Linked DNA regions of Mus musculus: region 2 is linked to region 1. Evidence: chromatin loops called from intact Hi-C (ENCODE). Cell type or tissue: left cerebral cortex. All regions are shown on one strand.

Region 1 (8,000 bases):
ACTTATTTATTTAACATAAGTACACTGTAGCTGTCTTCAGACAAACCAGAAGAGGGCATTGGGCCCCAATACAAATGGTTGCTGGGAATTGAACTCAGGACCTCTGGAAGAACAGTCAGTGCTCTTAACCACTGAGCCATCTCTCCAGCCCATCAGAGTTATATTTTAACTCCGTTTAATTTGGTATAAATATACCAACTTTTGTATTTATTTCTTCTAAAAAGAACTACACTATCAGCTTGGGTGCCAATTTTGAAGCTAAAGGTGAAATTCCTGCCACTCTGTCATGGAGAAGTGGAGTCCACTCACACTCTCAGTGAGTCTGGGTGAGCCCTCCTGTGATGGTCTAAGTAAGAAATACGCCCCATAGATTTCTGTCTTACTCTGTTGACTAAGGCACCATTGACTGAGGCATCTTTCAGCAGAAAGCATTTGGTTGGGAGATTGCTTATAGGCTCAGAGGGTGAGTTCATGACCATCATGGTAGGAAGGATGGCAGCAGGCAGACAGGCATGGTGCTGGAGCAGTAGCTAAAGCTGACACTATCCACAAGTTGGAAGCAGAACCAGAGCTAACTGGGAATGGCATGGGCTTTTGAAACCTCCAAGCCTGCCAGAGATACACCTCCTCCAGGGTGGCCACCCCGCCTAGATCCTCCCCAACACTTCTACCAACTAGGAACTAGGCATTCTAATCCATGAGCTTATAGGTTCATTCTCATTCAAACCTCCAGAGTTCCTGTGTGAACACTTGGTCCCTCTGGGAAGTGGATCCTTACTGGAGAAAGTGCATCATGCTCACCACTGCTGCTATCCTTCCCACCGTGATGGTCTGGATATGCTTGGACCAGAGAGTGGCACTCTTAGGAGGTTTGGCCTTGTTGGAAGAAGTGTGTCACTGTGCGGGTGGGCCCAGTGTAGAAGAATCAGTTCTCATTGGTTGCAGATAGATCAAGATGGAGAACTCTCAGCTCCTTCTCCAGCAGCATGTCTGCCTGGATGCTGACATGCTTTCCACCATGATACTAATGGACTGAACCTCTGAATCCATAAGCCAGTCCCAATTAAATGTTAGCCTTTAAAAGAGTTGCCTTGGTCATGGTGTCTCTTCACAGCAATGAAACCCTAAGACACCCACCATGATGGAACTGTGAGCCCAACCAAACTCTTTCTTCTGTAAGTTGCTTCTAGTCATGATGTCACAATCACAGAAATATAATAATATATAATAATATAACTAATATATCTATGATGTTTTTGACTAAGAGGATGCTATGGAAGGATGCTGTAGAAATTGTGGCAATGAGACCTTAAAAGAACTGAGTCTTTTAGTTTTGTGTCTAAAGTTAGTCACATACATCCCATACTGGCTATCCAGCTATCCTGAAGAAAGATAGAGATCACACGGCAGGCCATGCTGAATGCAGCAGCAAAAGACATTGCAGTCCCATCCAAGGACTAGTTCACTGATCCCATGAATGATGTCAAATGATGCTGCATACGGCAGTGGAGCTGTCCTGATGACTGTTGACAGGTGTATGGAGGTACCCAGTTCTGAACAAGCTAACTGCTGCACGAGTCCTCCACAGTGAAGCAATCAGTAAGGACTACAGCAGATGCTTAGAGGCCTTTACTGATAGGACAGGGGGAGAATCACCTGGTTAGGACACTGGATACGATGGTACTTCTTGATATCCGTCTTCCACTTGTGCAGGACTTCCTGGCTAAAGGTAGGTAACCCAGGGCGAGTATATTTTAACTAGAATACAAGAAACATTGGATTGCAAGAATGCAACTCCCAATCAGAACAGAATATGCTCAAAGCTTCATACCTATTTTGAAAGAGTGGGAGCAGGAGAGTGTGGTGGCACTCACCTTTTATCCCAGTACTCGGGAAGCAGAGGCAGGCAGATCTCTGTGAGTTCAAGGCCAGCCTGGTCTACAGAGTGAGTTCCAGAACAGTCAGGATTACACCCGTCTCGGTGTGTGTGTATGTGTGTATGTGTGGGGGGGAGGGGAGAGGGAAAGTGATGTTTTGTATTTTTCATCATGTACATGTGTGTGCCTGTGTGTGGGTTTGCGAGTGTGAGCACAGCACAGGTACCTGCAGAGACCAGAGAAAGGCTTAAGATCGCCATGGAGCTGGAGAGCTGGAGTTACAGGCTGCCATGAGCTGCCAGCTATGGGTGCCACACAAATCCATACTGGGAAGCATTCTACACAATGATTACCAATGACACATGACCTTACCTTCCGGTCATCAGGTACCAGGTCCTGGAGGACCTTCCTCTTCGGCCATTCCTTGGTTAGTTCAGCGGAGGCCAGCTCCTGCAGATGGTACACAGCTATCTTGGCAGAACGCCGCTGAACTCGGCCTCCACCCTTTGCCTCCAAACTCATCTCCTTTAAACAGTCTGGCTGTTCTGACTCTGGGAAGAAGACCTGCAAGTGGGAGACATGAAAACATGGCTGACAAGTGGCTTCAGTCACAGCCAGTGATTAAACAGGAAGCCCTTCTTTGCAGGATGAAACCTGTGATGCTAGCACAGGGGAGTAGAGATCGAGATCCTCAGAGTTCCCTGGCCAGCCAGTCTAGCTAACAAAGTCAAGCTCTAGACACTCAATGCAGACCTGACTTCAGCATGCATGCTCACAGGTATGTATGCTACCCTTAACATACATGTTTGCACACACACAAACACACACACCACCACATATGAGGGTAAGCCGGCAGGCTGCTAAGCTTGATTCCCCCAAACCCACATTAAAAAGACAGGTGTGATGGGGCATCTTTGTAATCACATCACCAGAGTGGCTGAGACAGTAGATCTCGGAGGCTTTCTGGCTGGCTAGAGAGCCTAGCAGAAAGGCAAGCCTGAGGCCAAAAAGACCCTGTCTCAATGAAAAGGGTGGGGAGCTACTGAGGAATGACACCTGAAGTTGTCCTCTGTCCTTCAAATGCATGTATATACATACATACACACACATACACACACACCTGTACATTCATACACAAATGTTTACATGTTCAGGAACACATGAATACACAAGCTTGGAAATATAATATAAAAACAGTTAAGACACACACAAGAAAATGAAGAATAGAGACAGATTCCCACAAAAAAATTCTAAATAAGAGAGAATGTTTTAGTTTTAAATAAATATAATGGGGGTTGGAGATAGCTCCGAATTAAAAGCATTTGTTGCTTTTGCAGAGAACCTAGATTTGATTCCCAACACCCTCATGGTGGCTCACAGCTCTGTAACTCCAGTACAATGGGACATGACACCTTCTTCTGATTTCTGTGAGCATTAGGCACTCAATGTGATGCACACACACACACAGGGAAAATTCTTATTCACACAAAATAAAGGACTAATTAGGGATTGTGCAGATGGTCAACGGATAAAGAAGCTATCACATAAACAGAAGGACTGGAGTTTGTATCTCTAGCACCCACATAAAAGCTGGGTAGGCATAGCAGGCCACCAGTAACCCCAGCACGTAGGAGGCAGACACAAAGGCAAGCTGGCTAGCTAGACTATCAAGAACTGGTGAGACCCTTCCTCTATACATGAGTGGAGTGATCAAGAAGACACCCAAGGTCAGCTTCAGACTTTCGTATGTGCACCTGAAAATACATGTGTGTTTATACACAGAAAAACACACATACATGCTGTGGTGGTTTGAATTAGAATGGCCCTCATGAGCTCTGATGTTTGAATACTTGGTGCCCAGTTGATGGAACTGTTTGGCAAGGATTAGGAGGTGTGGCTTGTTAGAGGAGGTGTGCCACTGGAGAACAGGCTTTGAGGTTTCAAAAGACTCTTACCATTCCCAGTTAGCACTCCCCTCTACCCCTACCTTCTACTTGTAGATCAAGACGTGAGCTCTCAGATGCCCTGCCATGATGAACTCAACCTGCTGAACCCATGAGCCCAATTAAACACTTCCTTGTGAGCTGTGTTGGGGATACACAGAAGACACAGGTAGGAGTGACAGGCACAGCACACATCCTCAATAGCTACAGAAGAAGCAATACTCACAGGCCCATGCTCTGACCTCATGTGGTATGCAAGCCCAGCCTTTGACCTGTACGGTTTCCCACAGTGGTGACATTTCAGGGCCAACTTCTCGAGCTCTGAAGCCTCTTTGCCACACTTTCTAACATGGTACAGATATCCCATAATGCTGGTGAAGGTACTGGAGCAACTCTGAACATAGGAAAGAAGCCTATGTTAGAACGGTATATGTTTCACATGATCCCTAAATTTGTCAGAAATCACCAAGCACCACAAACCACAAAAAGACAGCGAGACAAGACGCTCACCAACATTTCCCACAAGCCCCTTCCCCTTGGCAAGTGTGCCTATGAGCCAGATGGCAATCAGCTCAGTGATCACTGAGCAAGTGTACCACACACCTACTCCAGGTCAGAACTTGAACTGTGACCCAATCCCACCCTGATATTATCTAGCCAGCAACATTGATCTCCTCACAGAATGAGCTCCTGACAATCATCTTCCTCACACTAAAGGATGGTAAAGAAGCCCCTTCGAGCAAAGAGGACGATGGGGAATATACTTGTGGAGAGGAGAAAAAAATAAAGAACTGCAAGACATCTGGAAAAGTAGGTTCCACCCTATGCCACCAGGGGGCAGAGGAGCAAGAAACCTGAAAGGGGTGAGCAAGGGGAAAGAACAACAGGAAGACAGACCTGAGACTCCAGGACAGTCTGCCGCCTCGGCTCTTACCTCACGCATGCACCGGAGCTTTCCCATTCTCTTTAAAACTGTTCGCAGCCTCTCCCTCTCACTTGGCTCATCTACTTCATCTCCTGCCTTCAAAATTGGCTGGAGTCAAAAGAAGCAAGTAAACGTGATCCAAGGAACAGAAAACAAAACAGCCCCCTCCAGAGCAATCAAGAAATTAACTATGAGCCATACTGACGCTGTTGAGTCTGAGTTCTGGCTCCATTTTCTGGATGGCATGAAGTAAATGCAATGGATACCTGAGTTCTGACCTCTTACCCCCCCACCCCCACCCCCAGTAGAGGAGAACTTAAACACACAAGTACCTATGAAAACCCAGCTCAAAAATTCCATCCTGTGCTATTCCAGCAGTGAACAGTCTTACATAGTTTCCTATGACGTGACAGAGCCAGAGCCAGCTTCACTGAACTATCTGTACTAAGTAAGAGCTACCCAAACACAGAACCCCAGCTGAGATGGAAAAGCTAGTGATTTGCTAGCTCCTCTCCCTGCATCTTCATGCCAAGATCCACAGCAAGGATCAGCAGCATGAACTGGGAAAGTATTTCCGGATGGCCTGCTGCCCTGGCTACAGCTTGTTTGATCTGGGCTTCCAAGCAGCGTGAAGGAGCACCAGGTGTGGGTGTGCGACAGTCTGTACGTCCTATGCTACAGCACCAGCAACAAGTGCTCTGAATGCAGCCACTGGGGCTGGATGGGAGGTCCTCACCGTCCAGCCTACAGTCTCCGAGATGCTTTTCTCAGCAGAGAAGACTCCAGTGGTGGGGTGCTCTCTCTACCCACCCCCAAGAATTCCTACCCAGGAGGACTTCCCAGATGTCATAGCTACAGCTGGGCCTTAGGTCTCCTATATGCCAGCCTTCTGCCAGATACTCCATCTTCCCCAGGTTCCACAGAGCTCCCCTCAGCCCTCGAAGCCTTCTGGACATTTCTAGTCTCTCACTTGACACAAGGATACCAAGATGGAGGTGGCATGGTAGACACAGACAAACCAGGCCTAGGATACTTCTTTCTTTTGCTTTCTTTTTTTAAAGATTTATTACTTTTCTCCCAACCTAATATTTCTATTGATTATTTGGGAATTTCATACAATGTATCTGAATCACACTCATTTTCTGTCTTTTGCATGCACCATCCTCTAATCTGCTAGAGATGTCTTTGCTGTTTTCACTAAGCTGACATGATGCCATTGTTACAGTTCCCACATCCTCATCCTGCTGTTTCTGGGTCTCCAGTCTGTAAGTGGAACTGTTGCTTGTGAGTGTATTTCCTTCTGTGGATAACTGCTCACAAGCTCTTTAGGGGCCCCAGCCTATTGTCCCCATTGTTACCCTTCTGAGGAAAAAAGAAAAAAAATTCATCATTTCAGACAATCACTATGTAGCCCTGCCAAATGGCCTTGTATTAGCTATCCTCCTGCCTCAGCTTTCTAAAAGCTGGAACTGTATAAGCCTGTGCACTGTGAAACCTTTTAACTCTCTGCTTCTTGCCACAGTTTTAATATTCCTTTCCCTGATGATCAAAAGGTTGACATTCTCACATGTTAACTGAGCATGCAGCTAGGTAGGTACAGTGCTACACTTCTGTAACCCCAGTCCTTGAGAGGTAGACACAGTAGGATTAGGAGTTCAAAGTCAGCCTCAGCTCCACAGGGAGTTTGAGGGCCAGCCAGGGGTGCAGTAAAATAATACACACAGTGATCATAGGCTCCTGCGTGTAAGAAAGCTGAGGCAGAAGGATTGCTGCAAACTCATGGCCAGTCTGCAGTTGTGAGTTTCAAGCCAGCCTGGACTATTGGGCAAAACCCGAGGAAGAAAGAGAGGGAGGGAGGGAGGAAGGACAGAAGGGAGGGATTTTTACATCATTTCTGGTGATCATGAATTATACAGCAATAAACCTGGGGTGCAAGTATCTGATACAGTGGCTTACAGTCTTTTAGCTATGTGCACAGGAATGGTTGTTCTATTTTTGGCTTTGAGGGAATCTCCATACTGACTTACATGGTGGCTCCATCAATTCACAGTCCCACTACCAGTGGATAAAGAAAAGTTTTCCCCATATCCCTTGCATTTTTAAAAATTAATTAAAAAACGTTTCCTTTAAATAAATATGTATTTGTGTGTTTGTATGTATGCATGCATGTGTATGTGGATCTATAATCATCACACAGGCTCACAGAGAACACAGGAAACTCTTACCAGACTATTATGATTGGCCATGACGTGATACTTCATTCCGGCCAGTGAATGAAGTTGTTTCCCACAATGATGGCAGGTAAACATTTCCTGAAAGGAAAAAAGGTCAGTGCTCAGTGCCTGAATGTTCAAAGGAGAAACAGAAAGTCACAAAACACCATAAGCTGAGCTAGTCACTAGCACGCGTCACTACTTCCTCATTGTGCTCTGGCTTGAACCTGATGTTGCCACAGGCTTGTGTGTGGAACACTGGGTCCCTGGCTGGTGTCACTGTTTTGGGAGGTTGTGGAACATTTAGGAAGGGGAGAGGTCTGGCTGGTGGCACAGGGTCACTTAGGAGCAGGCCTCTGTAGGTTATGACCCCGCTTCCCTCCTGTTCCAGTACTGATTCAACTGCCCTGTGAGAAGCTCTGACCCAAGTGCATGGTACCTGCAGATGAGTCAATGAAGCCAGTTTGGTTCCCTGGCCACTGAAGGGCTTCTACCCTCCCAAACCCTGATGTAAAGCAAGCTCCTCCCTTTAGCTCTTTGGGTCAGGTGTCTGCGCACAATGATATACAACGATGAACACATTAAAGCAGTTGTCACTTTTTTCTGCATTCCATGTATACACATTAAAAATGCAACTAGTAGTACAATTAAATAAACATGCAAACCCAAGCCTGTACGTGCAAAGTCTGTTTTCTCTACCATTCAATGCTACCCCAAGTTAGCTATAATAGACTGCACACAGTACCAGAAGTCTATAGTTTAGAAAAAAAATCCTAACAGTCATGAAATGCCACAAAATAGCTAACCTGTTTGCAGTTTTCCATGTGTTTCTTTAAACCCTCTATGGTCTTCCTCCCCACTGCCTGGCAGGTAGGACAGGACACACTGCCTTTATCCATGATCTCTAAGTACCACTTTTCCTCCATACTGCCTACAGTGGAAAGAATGGGACACTGTAATCTGCAGCATTCTTCAGAAACAGACAGCTTAAGTCCACAATTGAGGGCAATACTGTAAGTGGTTTGATGACGATGAACACACT
Region 2 (8,000 bases), 200 kb after region 1:
TGAAGCATTCTAGAAAAATTGTTCTGTATTGGTTTTTTGAAGTCCTCACTGATACCCCTGGACTGATGAAATGTTCTTAAAGTCCAGCCTGTTTTAAGACCAGAGTTGTACAGACCAACTGTAGCCTTCCACATGGCTGGAGTCACCTTCTTACCCTGTCTTCTTCGCAGTGGATCTGATTGGTGGCTACAACATTGGTACTATCAGTCACGAAAGCCGGGTGGATTGGCTAGAACTTAACGAGACTGGACACAAGCTTCTCTTTAGAGACCGGAAACTTCGGGTGAGAAGGGTTACTCGGTCTTTAGGCATAGGATGGTCCAGAGGGTGTGAAATAAGCTGTTACCAAGGACTGTGGTGGGCAATGCAGAACTAGGTTCTTGGTTCTCTGTACCATTAGCATAGCAGAGGAACAAAGGACAGTCTGTATTCTATCACCACCTGTCCTGTGCACTGGACAAGAGTAAGGAGATCGTTTTATGATGGGAACAGAGTCAGGAAGGGCGTTTGAGAATTGGCTTCTCTCTTACTGTTCACAAGTCTGTGTCCTCATGAAGCTATGTCCCCCTTCCTCAGGTCTGGCTGACCTTTGCCCAGCCCCTCTCCACCAGTGCAGTTCAGCCACACTTAGCTCAAAGCATGGAGGCTGGCTTGAGTAATCCCTTGAGTAACCCTTACATAGTCTTTTCTCAGTATGGCATCACTAAAGAGGTTAGCCTTTCTAGTGATTGTCTGTGGGGCATTAGGCTATGCACAGACAGAGCATAGGTGGAACTCTGGCGGGACGTGGGCTGTCCTTCCCACCCCCTTCCCCTAGGCCCCTTTTTAGTTCCCTCAATTGTCCATTGCAGTGAATGAACCACTGTGAATTGGCCACTCATTTAGTTTTGTTTGGCAGCCTCTTTAGTCTGGTCCAGGCTTACTCTAAGAATGAAAGTCTGACCTTCACCTACCAATGCCTTAACTAGTGGGTCTTAGCTCATTTGGTCTTCTCATCCTTGACCAAAGTTAGGATATACCAATCTAGAGTAAACCCCAAGGGCTGGAAACTCATTTTGCCACTGGGGGAATGGGCAAAATCAGATGATGTCATCACACCCCTTTTAACTGTGCTGTCTCTCTCCTCTTCCAGCTGCATCTATATGATATTGAAAGCTGCTCTAAGACAATGATCCTCAACTTCTGCTCCTACGTGCAGTGGGTTCCGGGGAGTGATGTGCTGGTAGCTCAGAACCGAAACAGCTTATGTGTATGGTACAATATTGAGGCCCCTGAGAGAGTCACCATGTCCTCTATCAGGGTATGTTGATACCAGGAGACCCCAGACATGTGTCAGTCTAATTAATTAGAACCCTGAGGAGAAGACCATGCAGGCTGCTTTGTTTTCTCTGTGTACCACCCCTAATCTCTATGAGAAAACTGCAAGCACAGCCTGTATCCCCTCCCCACTGGTGGCCCAGCCTCCACAGTAGTCCTTGCTTAAGTTTCCTGACCTTGTATTAGATTCCTAGAGGGAAGCCCACATTGCAGTGACCCTGAGACTGTATGAAGTCGCCATGTGCAGTTCTCTCTAATCTAAATGAGATTAGATCCCGGTGGGAGGGGATGGTACCATATATTCACCCTTGTACCTGTTCACTGTTATAGGCCATTCAAATTCTTCCTTCCTCAAATTACACATAAAACACTCCACTGTCCCATCCCAACATCACACTGTCACACACACATATCCTCCTCCTCCTCCTCATCATCATCATCCTGTTAGCGATATCCTTGAAAGTTTAACAAGTACTTTAAAGGCTCAAGTTAGCCAACCTGTAACCTTCTCTCCCCTACAATAATAGGCCTTGGAACTCTTTAATTTTGACTACCTCCCTTTTTCATTTATTGTCCGGTATTTTAATTCTAACTTTAAAATTTTTTAATTACATTTATTTACTTGTGTGTATGTGTACACACACACACATTCACAGATACCACAGCATGCATGTGGAGGTCAGAAGACAACTTATGGGAGTTGACTCTCTCCTTCCACCATGTGGGTACTGGCATTGAGTACAGGCCATTAAGTGCCTTTACCCCATGAGCCATCTCTTCTAGCTTTTAGTTCTAATCGTTGCTGCTGCTGCTGCTGCTGCTGCTGCTGCTGTGCTGGGACCAAACCCACGGCTCTAGGCATAATGTGCAAGCTAGCATTTACCACTCTGCTTTTAAATTACATGCAGTGGGGTTCTAGAAGTAAGCCTTTAGTTTAGTTTTTTTTTTTTTAAGAAAAAGATTTATTTATCTTATGTGTATGTTAGTGTTTTACCTGCATGTATGTCTGTGTACCACATGCATGCCTGGTATCTGTGGAAACCAGTAAAAGGTTGGGTCCCCTGGAACTAGAGTTACAGATAGTTATGAGCTGCCGTGTGAGGGCTGGCAACCAAACCCAAGTCCTTTGTAAGAGCTAACCAGTGAGCGCTCTCTCCAGCTTCAACATTGAGTCTTTCAGTCTATAGTCTGGCTGCAAGCCCTTCCTAGTCTTGAACTGTCTACATTCCTGCCTTTGCTACGTGCCTCCATGCTGGAGTTACAGCCACCATGCCTGGCTCATACACTTTTGTTTTAATTCCCAAAATAAGCATCATTCATGTTCGTTTTCTTGCTCTTTCTCCCCGCCTCCACCCAATGACCTAGAACTGGGACTTGTTATGTAGCTCAGGCTAACCTCCTGCCTCGCTCTCCCTCCCTAAGTGCTGGTATCACAAGCCTGGGCCACCAGACATGGCTTGCGACATTGTTATTTTTTATGGACGGAACTTGGATTTGTCACCAGCATGTTTGCTTCCTACCTTTTCTTCCTACGCTGTCGTCTTCCCTCGGAAATGACTTTTCTTCTTGAGAAATCAATTAGAAATCCCTTAGGTGAGAGTCTCATTAGCAGAAAATGAAAACCTCTCAGTTTTTGATGCTCTGAACATGCTTTTGTTCTAAAAACAGTTTTAGACTCAGGACCTAAGTTTAGACCAACAGCTAACTTTTCCTAGTGTTTTGTAACATGTCATCCCTATAATTCATGGGCTTGTTCTGAGAGACTTATTAGCAGCTCTTTTCTCTTTGCTTGCTTTGAAGATCTTTTTTTTTTTAATTTCTAATTGTGTGTGTGTGTGTGTTTGTGTGTGTGTGCATATACATGCACACAAATGAGGGCAGGTACCTGCTGAGACCAGAGGAAAGCATCAGATCTCCTAAACTAGAATTACAGGCAGCCCTGAGCTGCCCGTCTTAGGTTCAAGGAACCAAACTCAGGTCCTCTGCCAGAATGGTGCACACTCTGAGCCCTCTTCCCAAGCCCTCTTTGGTTGCTTTTAAAGCTACTTTTCGCCGGGCGTGGTGGCGCATGCCTTTAATCCCAGCACTTGGGAGGCAGAGGCAGGCGGATTTCTGAGTTCGAGGCCAGCCTGGACTACAGAGTGAGTTCCAGGACAGCCAGGGCTGCACAGAGAAACCCTGTCTCGAAAAACCAAAAAAAAAAAAAAAAAACAAAAAACAAAAAACTACTTTTCTTGGGTGTTTTGACACTATACTATATCTTTTCTACATAGTATTTTTTCCTTGTGATGGCTTCTTGCTATATAGGACAGAGTGGCCTCAAATTCCTGGGCTCAGGCAATCCCTGCCCTGGCCGCCTGAGTGTCGGGGACTGTAGGCACAGGCCACTTCGTCAGATTAGAGGTTTGGGGGTCTATCTAGTGGATGGCTAGCAACTGCTCCTATGCATTGGAAGTAAAATGTCTAGTGCTGAGATGTACCTCTTGCCTTTATATATACATTTAAATGTTATTCCACTCGCCATATGCTGTGTTTCCTGTAACTGTGAACACAAATAGCCTCCACAGTCTTGGGAACTTGTCAGCCATCCTCTCCCAGCATTCTAACCAGGCGTATGGTGCACTTCTCCTTCTGTCTCGTTTGCCTTTTCAACCTCTTTTGTGTTTCTTTCTTCTTGCCTGTGAACATTCTGGGTGATATCTTTAGCTCCATCCTTCAGTCAGTTGAGCCTTTACACTCGTGTGCTACTCCAGCCGCCACTGAGGTTTTACTCCAGGAGCTAAAGCCGGGCTGGGAACTTGTCCATGCTCAACACCACAGGTTTCACTTTATAAAATTTCGTTTGATTCTTTTCCCAATATGCCCAGCCACTCCACAGTGTTTCCTTACTTAATTTCCCATGTCATCTCCATATCTTTGAACACCTAATATGTAATCTTACAGCAACACATTGCTTATTCTTTTAAAAAAAAGATTTATTATTTAAATTTAGATATTTATTTTATGTATACAATAGGTGCTCTGTCTTCATGCACACCAGAAGAATTAGATCCCATTACAGATGATTGTGAGCTAACATGTGCTTGCTGGGAATTGAACTCAGGACCTCTGGAAAAGCAGTCAAGTGCTTTTAACTGAGCCATCTCTCCAAACCCCATAACTGCTATTTTTAATACCTAAAATTCTTAAAACTCTAAAATTGCTTATAGTTAAAATGTATCCTTTCATACTGGTTGTAGTGGGGGGGGGGGGTGGCGCACAGGCATGTTCACACTCCTGTTACTCTCACTGCATCTTCTGATATGATTTTAGAGCCCCCGAGGAATGACACTCAAGCTTGTCTTCTGGCCTTCTCATGTGGACATGCACAGTCACCTGTGTACATATGCAGTCCACAGTCACACAAGTGTACACATACACACACACACACACACACACACACACACACACACACGTCTTAGTCATGTAGTACTGCTGAAGAGCTGGATGCCACTCTGTTAGTACCCTCCAGGCACTAGAGCTGACATCCGTTAACTTTAGCCCAAGGATACTCAGGCATTTTTATCAGCCTGGGAGACATACAGTGATAGGACACACCACCACTGTCATTCCCTCGGTATGAACCCCAGGCTAGGTGAGAGCAGGCCTGCTCAGTAGCTGGGGGCATGGAAGTGCTAATCAGGAATTGGGCGGTGGGGTGGCCTGTTTCAGGGTGATGTTGTCGGTCTGGAGCGAGGTGGTGGGAAGACAGAGGTCATGGTGACAGAAGGCGTGACTACTGTGGCCTACACCCTGGACGAGGGCCTGATTGAGTTTGGAACAGCCATCGATGATGGCAACTACACCCGGTGAGAGGCTGCTGACAGCCAAATGGTGGTGAGCGAGTGTGGGTCTAGGGGACACCTGCAGTGACCCCTTAAACTGCCATGGCTCACGGGGTCATGTGATTCTAGGAAGACCCTAGACAAGAAGGGCAAATACCTGTGGCCTTTGTTCCTCCCCTTTTCCTACCCAGCACCAGTGTGCCCCGGGCTCCTCTCTGTCAGATCCAGCTTCACCCATGCACTTTGCTTGCCTTCTTCTCCAGGGCTACAGCCTTCTTGGAGACCCTGGAGATGACTCCCGAAACAGAGGCAATGTGGAAAACCTTGAGCAAACTGGCCCTGGAGGCAAGGCAGCTTCACACTGCTGAGAGGTAAGAGCGGTGTGCATCTGAGATGCTGATAGCTAGGAGGCTTCTGAGTGCTCATCTGTGGGCTGTTCCTGCCCCGTGTGCAGGCACCGCCCCACCCCACCCCAGCCCCACCGCAATGCTATGAGCCCTCCCTGGTGTGCTTACACACACCTGCCCACCCTAGATTTGAAGAATGTATCTTTTAAAAAATAGTTTTAAATTTTGTATATAAGAATGTCAGGGTGTTGGTCTGTGCACAGGAGTGCAGGTGCCCACCAAGGTCAGAAGAGAGTGTTGAATCCCCTGGAGCTGGAGGCTCGGGAGGTTGTGAGCTGCCTTGATGAGGTCCTGGGAACCAGTCCTCTACAAGAGCTCCACACATTCTTATCTGCAGAGCCATCCGTCTAGCTTTGAATATGCCTTAATATTTTTTCTTCCTTTTCTTTGCAAGGTTCCCCTTTAAGAGGTTGGTTGTTAGCTAGGCAGTAGTGATGCACACCTTTAATCTCAGCACTCAGGAGGCAGAGGCTGAAGAATCTCTGAGCTCAAGGCCAACCTGGTCTACAGAACGAGTTCCAGGACAACCAGGGCTACACAGAGAAACCTTGTCTCCCAAACAAACAAACAAACAATCCCAAGTACTGAGACTAAAGCCCTGTGCTGCCACTACCACCTGGCTACTTACTCTTTTTTTTTTTTTTTTTTTTTTTTAAAGATTTATTTATTGTTTATTTTATATGTAAGTACACTGTAGCTGTCTTCAGACACACCGGGAGAGGGAGTCAGATGTCATTAAGGATGGTTGTAAGCCACCATGTGGTTGCTGGGATTTGAACTCAGAACCTTCAGAAGAGCAGTCAGTGCTCTTAACCGCTGAGCCGTCTCTCCAGCCCGGCTAGTTACTCTTAATTGGGTCTGCATTAGTCACTTTTGTATTGCTATGATACAACACCATGACCAAGGCAGCATATAAAAGCTAGCATAAAATATGCTTATAGTTCCAGGGGGTTAGACTCCATGATTGTAGAGTGAAATCGTGGTGGCCTAGACAGCTGAGAGCTCATATCTTGGAACCAGCAAGCAGGGAGCACTGGAGTTGGCTAAAAGCTTTTGAAACTTCAAAGCTTCACCCCCAGTGACAACACCTCCTAATCCTTCCCAAACAGTTCCACCAACTGGGGACCAAGCCTTCAAGCCTCTGAACCTGTGGGAGGCATTCTCATCCAAAGCACCCCAGAGTGTGTGAGGGCCTGTGTGTAGGTCTTTCCACACGAGTGCTGGTTCCCGCAAAGGTCTGAGGTATAGGTTCTCCTAGAGCTAGAGTTAAGGGCAGTTGTGAGCCTCCTGATGTAGGTATTGAGAATTGAACTCAGGTCATTGTAAGAGCAGTATACCCTCCTAACCCTCCTAACTACTAAGCCATCTCTCCAGCCTGCCCAAGAATTCCTATCATGCCTTCCATGTCTGTCCTGGTTGTGGTACACAGGTAATAGACAGGTTTATGACTCCAGAGTCCTTCAGTCCTTGGCTCCACTTCCCAGCAGTGATGATGTCATTACCATGTAGCATGTAGCATGTAGCATGTAGCATAAGGCAGTGTGGCAGTGGTGATGGTGATGAAGAACACTAAGAGAGTTAGTCCAAAAGGCTTATGGGGATATAAGTGCTCAGCACATATCAGCTGCTTCTAGAAAGTGACCTCCAGCTTTCCCATCCTCTCCCTGCCCCACCCCCACCCCCCGCAACCACACAGACCATCAGCAAGTCCTAAGGGCCCCATCTTATCTGTTCACTTTTTACTTTTTAAGGTGTATTTATTTTTATGTGTATGTCTGGTTTGCTTGCATATACATATCATGTGCCTGGTACACATGGAGGCGGCATCAGGTCTCCTGAAACTGGATTTACAGATGGTCGTGAACCTCCTTATGGGTCCTGGGAACCAAACCCTAGTCCTATACAAGAGCAACAAGTGCTCTTAACTGCCAAGCCATTGTTCCAGCCCTGCTTTTGTTTTTATAGCCCAGGCTGGCCTAAATTCCATATGTAGCCATGAATGACCGTAGAATTCTGATCCTCCTGCCTCTACCTCTTAGAGCTAAGATTACAGGCTTGCACCACCACACCCTGTTTATGCAGTACTGGGTGATGTGTGCCACCAACACCTGGCATAAACTTTCTTAAGATCATCAGTTAGAAGGCTAGAGATGTCGCTCAGCCAGTAGAGTACTTGCCTAGCATGCCTGAAGCCCTGGATTTGATTTCCAGTCCCACCTGTACCAGTCATTGTAGCACATGCCTATAATTTCAGCACTTGGGAGGTGGAGGCAGGAGGATCAGAAGTTCAAAGTTATCCTTTGACTATATAATGAGTTAAAGACCAGCCTGGGCTCCATGAGACCCTGTTTATAAAACAACAACAACAAAACTTAATGATTTTTTGCCCAGAATTTTCCAATAGCTTAGTGTTATATTCAATATAAAATCTAGACTGCTTGCCATGGCCAGC

Evidence for each region. Peaks named below come from ENCODE experiments on the same cell type or tissue, not always from the same donor. Only the 100,000 strongest peaks of a DNase experiment are listed, where the experiment ranks them.
Region 2: it touches region 1 in a loop (2.3-fold over the local background); 4 of 42 quality-filtered maps call a loop at or near these places.

Annotation. Positions count from the first base shown.
Region 1 is chr5:31,467,211-31,475,210 of GRCm38, reverse strand. It overlaps Zfp512 (zinc finger protein 512), which reads right to left. Exons shown (of 14, transcript NM_172993.3): 6 at 7,765-7,889; 7 at 6,971-7,057; 8 at 4,755-4,853; 9 at 4,047-4,214; 10 at 2,250-2,441; 11 at 1,657-1,758. Among named protein-coding and RNA genes, the nearest start is that of 4930548H24Rik, 15 kb to the left of the region's middle. In left cerebral cortex, a CTCF peak has its summit at 4,662 (motif pointing right); DNase peaks (open chromatin) are centred at 4,658 and 5,237.
Region 2 is chr5:31,269,152-31,277,151 of GRCm38, reverse strand. It overlaps Ift172 (intraflagellar transport 172), which reads left to right. Exons shown (of 48, transcript NM_026298.5): 15 at 171-283; 16 at 1,133-1,300; 17 at 5,029-5,165; 18 at 5,405-5,512. Among named protein-coding and RNA genes, the nearest start is that of Ift172, 18 kb to the left of the region's middle. In left cerebral cortex, no CTCF peak of the experiment used is centred here; a DNase peak (open chromatin) is centred at 3,907.